2 separate regions of the Homo sapiens genome follow, and region 2 is linked to region 1. The links are chromatin loops, found by intact Hi-C in ENCODE. Cell type or tissue: PC-3. All regions are shown on one strand.

Region 1 (5,000 bases):
ATCAAGCTCTTAGACTTATCTTCTGGTTTACAAAAATACAGTGGATTGGCCAGGCGCAGTGGCTCACACCTGTAATCCCAGCACTTTGGGAAGCCGAGGCAGGCGGATCACAAGGTCAGGAGTTCGAGACCAGCCTGGCCAACATGGTGAAACCCCATCTCTACTAAAAATACAAAAATTAGCTGGGCGTGGTGGTGGATGCCTGTAATCCCAGCTACTCAGGAGGCTGAGACAGGAGAATCGCTTGAACCCAGGAGGCAGAGATTGCAGCAAGCCGAGATCGTGCCACTGCACCCCAGCCTGGGTGACAAAGAGAGACTCCAACTCAAAAAAAAAACAACCAGAAAACTAGGGAACACATCAAAGTGACACTAGGCAATTCCAGAATGTAGGACATGCAATAATACTGGCCTGAACTCTTTCTCAAAGAGTTACTACAATGAGCAGTGGATGGGGTGAGAAAGCTACTAAAGACTAACAGACATAACCAAATGTAATATGTTATTTTGGGGATGGGGGCAGCTACAAATAACATTCTGAGCACCACTGGATGAGGACTGGATATTAGAAAGTATTATGATCACTTCTCGGCCTTCTGGCTAAGATCAAGTATTGAAAAGATTATGAAAGTACTGTTAATTTTCTTAGATGCAATAATAGTACTTTGATTAAACAGGAGAATGTCATTTTTTAAAGAGATGTGTGCTGAAGTATTTAAAGGTTAACTGCCTGGATAATTATCAACAATTTAACGTGGCTCAGTGGAGAAAGCAGAGCCACAGTTCAAACAAAAAAAGCAAAATAGTGGTAACTGTTGACTCCAGATGGAAGATAATGCTTTTATTGTGTTATTCTTGCAACTTTTCTGTAAGTTTGAATTTTTTCATAATAAAAAGTTCTGGGGGCCAGGCATGGTGGTTCACGCCTGTAATCCCACCACTTTGGGAGGCCGAGGTGGGCGGATCACGAGGTCAGGAGATTTAGACCATCCTGGCTAACACAGTGAAATCCCATCTCTATTAAAAATACAAAAAAAAAAAAAAAAAAAAAAAAATTAGCCAGGTGTGGTGGCAGGTGCCTGTAGTCCCAGCTACTCGGGAGGCTGAGGCAGAGCTTGCAGTGAGCCGAGACTGTGTCACTGCACTCCAGCCTGGGCGACAGAGCAAGACTCCATCTCAAAAAAAAAAAAAAAAAAGATGTGGGAAAAGTTTGGTTTGGGATGTATCTAGATTGCCAACTAAACCTAAATCAAAGTATACTAATATTAAAAATCCTGTAAATGGGCCAGGAATTGTTACAGAGGGAATAAAGACCCTAGCAATGTTCACATAAGAAGTTAAAGCACTGCGGGGTTTTTCTATGCCCGTAAAGTATTCTTTAGTCTTTGGAATCAAGAACTGCATTTAGGGTCGGGTGTGGTGGCTCATGCCTGTAATCCCAACACTTTGGAATTACAAAATCCCAGGAATTAGTAACTTTTTTTAGTGAGTCTGCAAATGTTACTGAATAAGCCAGCCGCAGGACTGCTCATGGAAGGGGAAGGGAGGCACAGGAGACCGAGGTGGGAGGATCACTTGAGCCCAGTAGTTACAGAGACCAGACCAGCCTGGGAAACATAGCGAGACCCCATCCCTATTAAAAAAAAAAAAGAAGAAGAAGAAGAAAAAGAATTGCATTTAGTCTTTACCTATAACGTCCTATAATGTCATAGGTGAACTAAAAGAAATGATAAATATATCCTCCTGTTGTCTCTCAATGGCTTTCCACCACTTTCAAGGTCCAAATTCCTCATGCTTAGTATGACTCAGAAAAGTCCATAAAACCTGGCTCCTGCCTCTGGAATTTCAGTTCTTGCCACTCCCAACTCTACCCACAATGGACAGTTCTCTGGAACCTGCTAAGATCTCAGACAATGCTGCTCCTACTGGCTAGGTGCAAAGACACAAAAACTAAGATTTCAAAAGCAAAAAATCCCGGGAAAAATAATCTATCACAACAAAAGCATGAGCTCAGGAAGAAAAGGGAGTGGAGGGGATAAGAGCAGGGGAGGGGGACCAAACCCAACTTTGCCTCCCTTCCCCTTCCACGAGCAGCCTGGTGGCTGGCTTGTTCCGTGTGTTCAGTAACATTTGCAAGGACCAAAAAAATCACTAATTCCTAAGATTGCTGTTACTCTCAAACAAAAGTCAATTCCCAAGCCCACACACCCCACAGTCAAGCTGAGAGTTAAAACTCAGAAAACTCAAAGGCCTTAGGATACTGACCCTATGCTGGCAACCACATAGCTCAGAAATGCAACAAATATTAAATTATGGTGTCCTGTAATGGATTTACACTTTACTTTTAAATATTAACAAGACGGCCACAGGGAGTAAGTTTATCAAGGGATAAGAATCCTAACAGTACCTCCTAGTTCACTCAGAGGCCAATTAACATTTCCCACCACGCCCAACAACAAGGCTCCTGGGGGTGTTCAAAGTTGCTTATGACCCTGTGGAGCTATCAGCAGGTACCTCTGCCCCAGAACCTATTATGAGCAATGCACTAGGGGCTCGGTGCACAAGGAAACACCTGAACTACAACTACCCAAGCAAATATCATATCTTTGTAGGTTGTCGGGTTTCTTCAGCTGTCTGAAGATACAAAACCTCATGTGACTGTTTGATTTTTAGTCTCTTCTCACCTTGGTCTTCCTTTCTCACAGTTATTTTTAAAATCAGCAACTGGCTAATATTTGAAAACTGTCAGTAGCCAACTGTCCGTTTCACAATTAGATCACTGTTCAAAAGGAGCAGAATTTTCAACTCTAGACTTTAGTTCAACAAGCTAGCAAATCATTACAGGAATGAGTGACTTCATCTTTACAGCTGGGTCGCTGCACTATGAGGCTACACTAAAATATACCTAATTGTTGAATTCCAACATGTCTGTAGGCCCTCCCCGCATCTTCAAGGTTAGAGTTTTTATTATTGCATCCTCCCCCAACCCAACCCCCCCAGACAAAGCTTGGCATTTTCGGAATCCCTACTCATAAAGTGACTCAGTCCACCGATGGGCCAACTGACAAATCCTTAAGGGATTAAGATATTACCAGGTAAAAAGTGACTTTTAAAAATGTACATAATACATATATATGTAGAGAGAGAGAGTGTGTGTGTGTGTGTTACAGGAAAGCTATTAACTATACTATGAATAAAACAAAATTTCACTGAAAATAAAAGTGATCAGGTAGCACTGACTACAACCTTCTAAATTCCCCCTAAATGAATCCACAGAAAGACTTTCTTGAAGGGTCTTTTGCTAATTTGCGGTTAGAACACAACACACTCAAGAAAATGATGCTCACAGCAGGACACTAATACTAAGTAATTTCTGAGATTATGTCTGCATTTGTGCTAAATAATTTATGCTAGGAGCAGAAATAAAAGCAGAGATGAAGTTAAGCTATTGATTGAAGACTGTGCTAACCCCATTAAAAATAAAGAGAGGTATGAATGTGTGCCTTCACAACTCAGCTCAGGATATACTTGCCAACTGAGCTCTTCCTTCCGTAAGAAGGCCCATTGCTCTTGGCTACTGCGCAGGGGCTATGAAGGCCCCATGGTTCTAGGACTAGAGCAGATGCGTACAAACTCCCTAAAGTCACAGGAAGGAAGGGGAGGCACAACTGGAGAGAAGTTGGTGAACTGCCTCTCTGGCCCATAGGGGCATGAGGGCGGGGGGCACAGAATAAAACCATAAAGCAATAATTTTCACTATTTAAAAGAACAAGTCTAAATGGCACACATCCTCTGTGTCTAAGATGACTAGCACTGCTGTTTTTTGATGAGTCATCAAGGGCAGTCATGCTGAAAAGCAGGGATACTTCTGTATTCCACCTATGTAATCATTCCAAAATTATGGGATTGGAACATTACAATACCTATGATGTATGTCCTTATATTTGTATGTGTTTGTGTGCTTACCCTTAAGTGGTGTTTTTTGTTTTGTTTTGTTTTTGCTGACTTCTTTGTTCTAGGGGGTATTTCTGCAGCCTTCTCAGAAAAACCTCAGGGTATTAGAGAAGGTACAACTTGCTAATGGCATCTGGTGAGCATGGGCTGGAAGGGGAACCACCGGGAAACACAGTTGTCAATAACCACACCCGCTATGGTGCAAACATGACCCACATACAAACTGAAGTACAAGTACAACCCCTCCCAAAAGTCTAGCCCTAAGATAATAGCACAGAAACTAAGCCTAACAAGGTGCTTGGAACCTCTTCCTACCTGCACCAACCACCCTCTGCACACCATCCCCAGCAAGACCCCCTGCCTCCAACTCCCCTAAAGCAGCATTTCCAGGATAGCACTATTCTTTAATCCACTGACAACTTTGGCACTGGCTAAGGCTTACTATTTTTATCCCCTTTCACACCATTCTCTGAGCAGAAATGCTAGGTGCAAACATTTGTTGGTAATTATGTTAAAGTAAGTCTTCTTAAGAACAAATGGTAAAATGAATACATGAAAACTTTGCAATCTATTTTTGAAGAATTGTCTGCAAAAAGAGTGGAAATTGAGTTTTTCTTACGCAGCTGAAAGGATAAAACAAAAATTACATATAATCAGAACACAATATAAAATAAGGATCGTACTCCCCCAAAATTACATCTGTATTTGGCTGTGAGAGGTGAAATATCTTTGATTGATTGATTGATTGATTGATTTTTGGGATGGAGTCTCACTCTAACGCCCTGGCTGGAGTGCAATGGTGCAATCTCGGCTCACTGCCATCTCCGCCTCCCAAGTTGAAGCAATTCTCCTGCCTCAGCCTCCTGAGTAGCTGGGATTACAGGCATGTGCCACCATGCCCAGCTAATTTTTGTATTTTTTAGTAGAGACAGGAGTTTCACCATGTTGGTCAGGCTGGTCTCGAACCCCTGACCTCAGGTGATCTGCCCGCCTCAGCCTCCCCAAGTGCTGGAATTATAGGCGTGAGTCATCACGCCCAGCCTGAAA
Region 2 (5,000 bases), 150 kb after region 1:
TGTGTTCCTCTTTGTTGAGAAGGGATGACAAAACTCTGTAGTTACTTTTGATTTTTAGAAGCTTGAAATCAGTTGACTTGCATTTAACCGTTGTTGATCTTTGACTCCACAAGAAAAAATGGGGAATCATTGTTATTTACTTACACTAGATTAACAATTAACATTATTTGACACATACATTTTATGGGCCTTGAAACTTAATGGAGTTATTATGATTGATATGTGTTTTATATATTTTCCATAGTCATTACTCCAGGCATGAAAAATTGAAAGCACACCCTCCATACCACACAGAAGTGTTTGCCCTTTCTTGCTCGGTTTTTTTCCAAGTGTACTTGAAAACGTGCTTGTTTTTGCATATACAGATGTATATTCGTAAGTACATGCAGAAACACAAATAATACATGTTTGGAGTTGCAAATTTGTTTTGACATAAATGGGGTCCCATAACTTGCCTTTTCATCTCACAGAATGTCTTGGAGATCATTGTATTGGTGTTTTTTCTGTCTACCTCATTCTTTTTTTTTTGTAGTAAATACATAACATACATTTACAATTTTAACCACTTTAAAATGTACAGTTCAGCAGCATCTAGTACATTCACAATGTTGTGCAGCTATCACTACTATCTAGTTTCAGAACATTTTCATCACCCCAAAAGAAAACCATTAAAAGCAGTCATTCCCCATCCCTCCCTTTTCTAGTCCTTGGCAACCACTATTCTGCTTTCTGTCTCTAGGAATTTGCCTATTTAGAATATTTCATATAAATGAAACCATATAATACGTGGCCTTTTGTGTCTGGTTTCTATTACTTAGCATAATGTTCTCAAGATTCATGTTATAGCATATGTTAGAATTGCATTCCTTTTTATGGCTGAGTAATATTCCACTGTATGGATATGCCACATGATGTTTATTCATTCATCAGTGAACATTTGGATTGTTTCTACCTTTTGGCTGTTGTGAATACTGCTGCTGTGAACATTTGTGTATAGGCTTTTGTGTGGATAAATGTTTTTATTTCTTTTGGATATATACCTGCAAGTGGAATTGCCGAGTCAAACGGTTACTGTATGTTTAACTTTCTCAGAAACTGACAAATGTTTTCCACAGGGGCTGCACCATTTTACAAGGGTTCCGGTTTCTCCATGTTCTTGCGAACACTTGTTTTCTGGTTTTAAAAAAATGATAGACTGGGCGTGGTGGCTCATACCTGCAATCTCAGCACTTTGGGAGGCTGAGGCGGGAAGATCACTTGAGGCCAGGAGTTCGAGACCAGCCTGGCAATATGGCGAAACCCTGTCTCTCCTAAAAATACAAAAAAATTAGCTGGGTGTGGGCGTGGTGGCATACACCTATAATCCCAGCTATTCGGGAGGCTGAGGCACTAGAATCATTTGAACCTGGGAGGTGGAGGTTTCAGTGAGCTGAGATTGCACCACTGCACTCCAGCCTGGGTGACAGAGTGAGACTCTGTCTCGGGGAAAAAAAAAATTATAGCTATCCTAGTGGATATGAAATTGTATTTTTGTTTTGTTTTGTTTTTTTTGAGATGGAATCTTGCTCTGTCTCCCAGGCTAGAGTGCAGTGGCATGATCTTGGCTCACTGCAACCTCTACCTCCTGGGTTCAAGTGATTCTCCTGTCTCAGCCTCCCATATAGCTGGGATTCAGGTGCGCACCACCACACCCTGCTAATTTTTGTATTTTTAGTAGAGACGGCGTTTCACCATGTTGGCCAGGCTGGTCTTGAACTCCGACCTCAGGTGATCTGCTTGCCTCAGCCTCCCAAAGTGCTGGGATTCCAGGTGTGAGCCACCGCACCAGGCCCTCACTGTATTTTTTAAAAAATCTTACATGTCCTTCCAGTGAATCATTGTATTTTGATTTTAGTTTCCCTTGTGACTATTGATGTTGAACATCTTTTGTCTATTCATGTCCTATGCCCGTTTAAAAGCTGTGGTGTTTGTCTCTTGGCTGTTGAGTTTAAGAGTTCTTTATATATTGTGGATAGTACACCTTTATCAGATATATGATTTGCAAATATTTTCTCCCCTTCTATGGATTGTCTTTTCTGACTTTATTCTTTTTAATGGCTGAAGGCTGTTACCTGGCATTGATGAGCCTTATATTAACTCTTTCTGTTAATAGTTTCCCCTTTTGCTCTTAAAGCCGCAAAGAGTTGTTTGATCTATTTATGAGAATAACTTAAATTTTTAAAAATCTAGCTTGGTACAAAGGAAGAGCAGAAACTGGTTCAACTCTCTTGGTCTATTTTCTGTCCACTTATGTGCTTATTTGCCGTTTTTTGTTTTGTCTAGACATTGGGCATGTTCATTAGTCACATGTTATGTTTATGCACTGGAACTTTTTTCTTGCCATTAGTATTTAATGTAGGATTTCTAACTAGGTTAAATATTTATATAAAAATAACACCACAGATTGATAGTTTAAAGCACAGAATGAAAAGAGGACAAAATGTCTACATTTACAACACTCTGGCCACCTGGTGTTTTTTGGTGGGATTAAAGAAACCTAATTTGTCAGTGCAGCCTCTGAGGGTGACCAGTTAACAGGCATGTGGATTGTTTAAACATTTCCTTGAAAAAAATAACAAAATTAATGTTAGTCCTGTTAATACTGTGGTTGATGAGCTGGTATACCATCTAGGTGCCCAGTAAAAGAAAGACATGCACGCTAACATTTGGATTAGGAAATTACATTCAGGAATAATTTTTGTGAAGTACCCATTTTTTTTGCCGGGGGGTTGGTGGGGGCAGAAATATCCCTTTCAAATCGTTTTATTTTACATCTTCTTATTTTCTTTCATAACAACACCTCTGTGAGGAAAGTTAGACATTATTCTGTTTTGGAGATTGAGGAATGAAGGCATCCAGCCAAGTGGGAGGTGGTGGGGTATGCTGTGGTTAAGAGCACAGATTTGGAATCTGACTCAATACTGCAGCACCTACCAGTGGTGTGACAGGGGCTGTGATGTCTAGAAGCCTCAGTTTTCTGATTTGTAATCAGAGAAGATAGTGGTAATGACAGCTAATTCCGAGGGAAGTTGGAGGATTAAATGAGAGAGTATTTGGGGTGTTCAGCCTAGTTCATGGCTCATGGGAAGTCCTCAGCCGATGGGAATGGCAGGACACAGCTGCACCCAGCTGGGGAGCAGGAGTGTTCCATATTCAGATCTCTGATGTTCTTGTCACCAAACCATTTACTTTTTCCTGTTTGTAAAACCCTTACTTCCCTCTATGTTAAGAGCCAGTCACATGATGGCAAAATAATTTGTGTCAATGCAATCTGTTGCAGTTACATTTATGTAAAAGTGATTGATTTCATTGACTTCCTCTTCACCATATAGTGTTCCAGTTGATAATCACTTCCAAAAAGTTGAAGACCATTTCTCAGAATCAGAAAAATTTGAATAATTTTAAATAATTTTATAAGGTTTAACAGCTTATATAAAAAAATAGGTTTCTGGCTGATCACCGTGGCTCACGCCTGTAATCCCAGCACTTTGGGAGGCCAAGGTGAGTGGATTGCTTGAGCCCAAGAGTTGGAGACCAGCCTGTGCAATGTGGCGAAACCCCATCTCTACTAAAAATACAAAAAAATTAGTTGGGTGTGGTGTCATGTGTCTCTAGTCCCAGCTACTTGGGAGGCTGAGATGGGAGAATCACCTGAGCCTGGGAAGTTGAGACTGCAGTGACCCTAGATCATACCACTGCACTCTAGCCTGGATGACACAGTGAGACCCTGTCTCAAAAAAGTTAGATTTCTGTTCCTCTTCCAATAACTACTGGGAAACAAACTAGTTCAGGCAGACAAAGAAGTATAGAGAAAATATAATAAACATTGTAAATGTACCTCCAGTTTAAGAAATGAGACACGAAAAACACCGCTGAAGTTCACTGTGTTATTCCAATTGTCCATTTCTGTGAGGACCCCCCCAGAAATAACCACTGACTTGAACTTGGTGTTTATCATTCAGAATTGAGTGTTTTTTTTAAAACATTGTATTATTTTTTTTTCCACAGCTATCTGCATCATATTGGTGCATTTACTGATCCGATACAGATTACATTTCTTGCCAGAGAGTGTTGCTGTTGTTTCTTTAGGTAAGTGTGTATTGGTGATTCCATAATAAAAGCAGTAACAATAACTACCATTTTTTGAGTGCCTCTTTAGTGCCAGGAACCACAAGAGATGCATCACATCCCTGATCTCATTTGATCCTCACTGCAACCTGCCCTAAGGGTGCTATGATCCCATTTTACAGATGAGGACACTGGGGCTCAAGAAGGGTAGTGACCTCCTAAAGGTCATGTAGAAGCCCAAAGGCCATACAGCTCTGTACAGCTCAAAGGCCCTTTCTTAGCCTTTTGCTTCTGGTAGAACTACCCTTGGGGAACATTGACCTCTACTGCTAGGCTAGGCTGACATCCAACTCAACTAAGGTAAGTAATGACACTTCATAGAATCACTCAATTTTATAGACAGAAGGGACTCTGACTTTACAGTTTAGGAGGAAGAAATGGCTCACTTAATGCCAGAGTCAGGTCTAAAGTCTTCAGAGAGCATTGTGCTCTACCCCACTTACATTTCTGTTTTGTTTCCTGTGCCAATTAACTGTTGAGATCTAGTTGCAGTGAATGAACCCGTGTAATAACAGGTGTGAATGCACACACAAGTTCATTGAAGTGGTTAGTGAAGGAAGAAGTGGGGAATTTCCGTAAGTGTAAGTTCAAGGCTAAAATGTGGGTGGAGACATGTAAGGCACAGTAAATAAAGTCTTACTAAGGTCAGCCAAAGCTTTTTATCAGTTTATTATATTGCAGTCACTTTTACTAGTTTCTACTTGCCTACTGATGGTATTTAATTTTTCCTGATCACTGCTGATGTTTAGAAATTAACTTTCATTGCCTGGTAGATCTTTAGTGGAGTAGTAATTCTTTCACAAGATAGTTATTGTTTAGATTAGCTTTGGAAA

The links. Hi-C counts contacts between places; a loop is a spot of excess contacts. Peaks named below come from ENCODE experiments on the same cell type or tissue, not always from the same donor. Only the 100,000 strongest peaks of a DNase experiment are listed, where the experiment ranks them.
Region 2: a loop joins it to region 1, with 2.0 times the contacts of the local background. A loop is called at or near these places in 5 of 110 quality-filtered maps.

Annotation. Positions count from the first base shown.
Region 1 is chr20:49,673,053-49,678,052 of GRCh38, forward strand. All of the region lies in intron 1 of B4GALT5 (beta-1,4-galactosyltransferase 5), which reads right to left. Among named protein-coding and RNA genes, the nearest start is that of B4GALT5, 38 kb to the right of the region's middle. RefSeq lists an enhancer at 3,546-3,625. In PC-3, a CTCF peak has its summit at 1,951; DNase peaks (open chromatin) are centred at 1,829, 2,499, 3,009 and 3,829; H3K4me3 peaks cover 3,235 bases; H3K27ac peaks cover 3,892 bases.
Region 2 is chr20:49,819,014-49,824,013 of GRCh38, forward strand. It overlaps SLC9A8 (solute carrier family 9 member A8), which reads left to right. Exons shown (of 16, transcript NM_015266.3): 3 at 4,048-4,128. Among named protein-coding and RNA genes, the nearest start is that of SLC9A8, 8.7 kb to the left of the region's middle. In PC-3, a CTCF peak has its summit at 2,985; no DNase peak of the experiment used is centred here.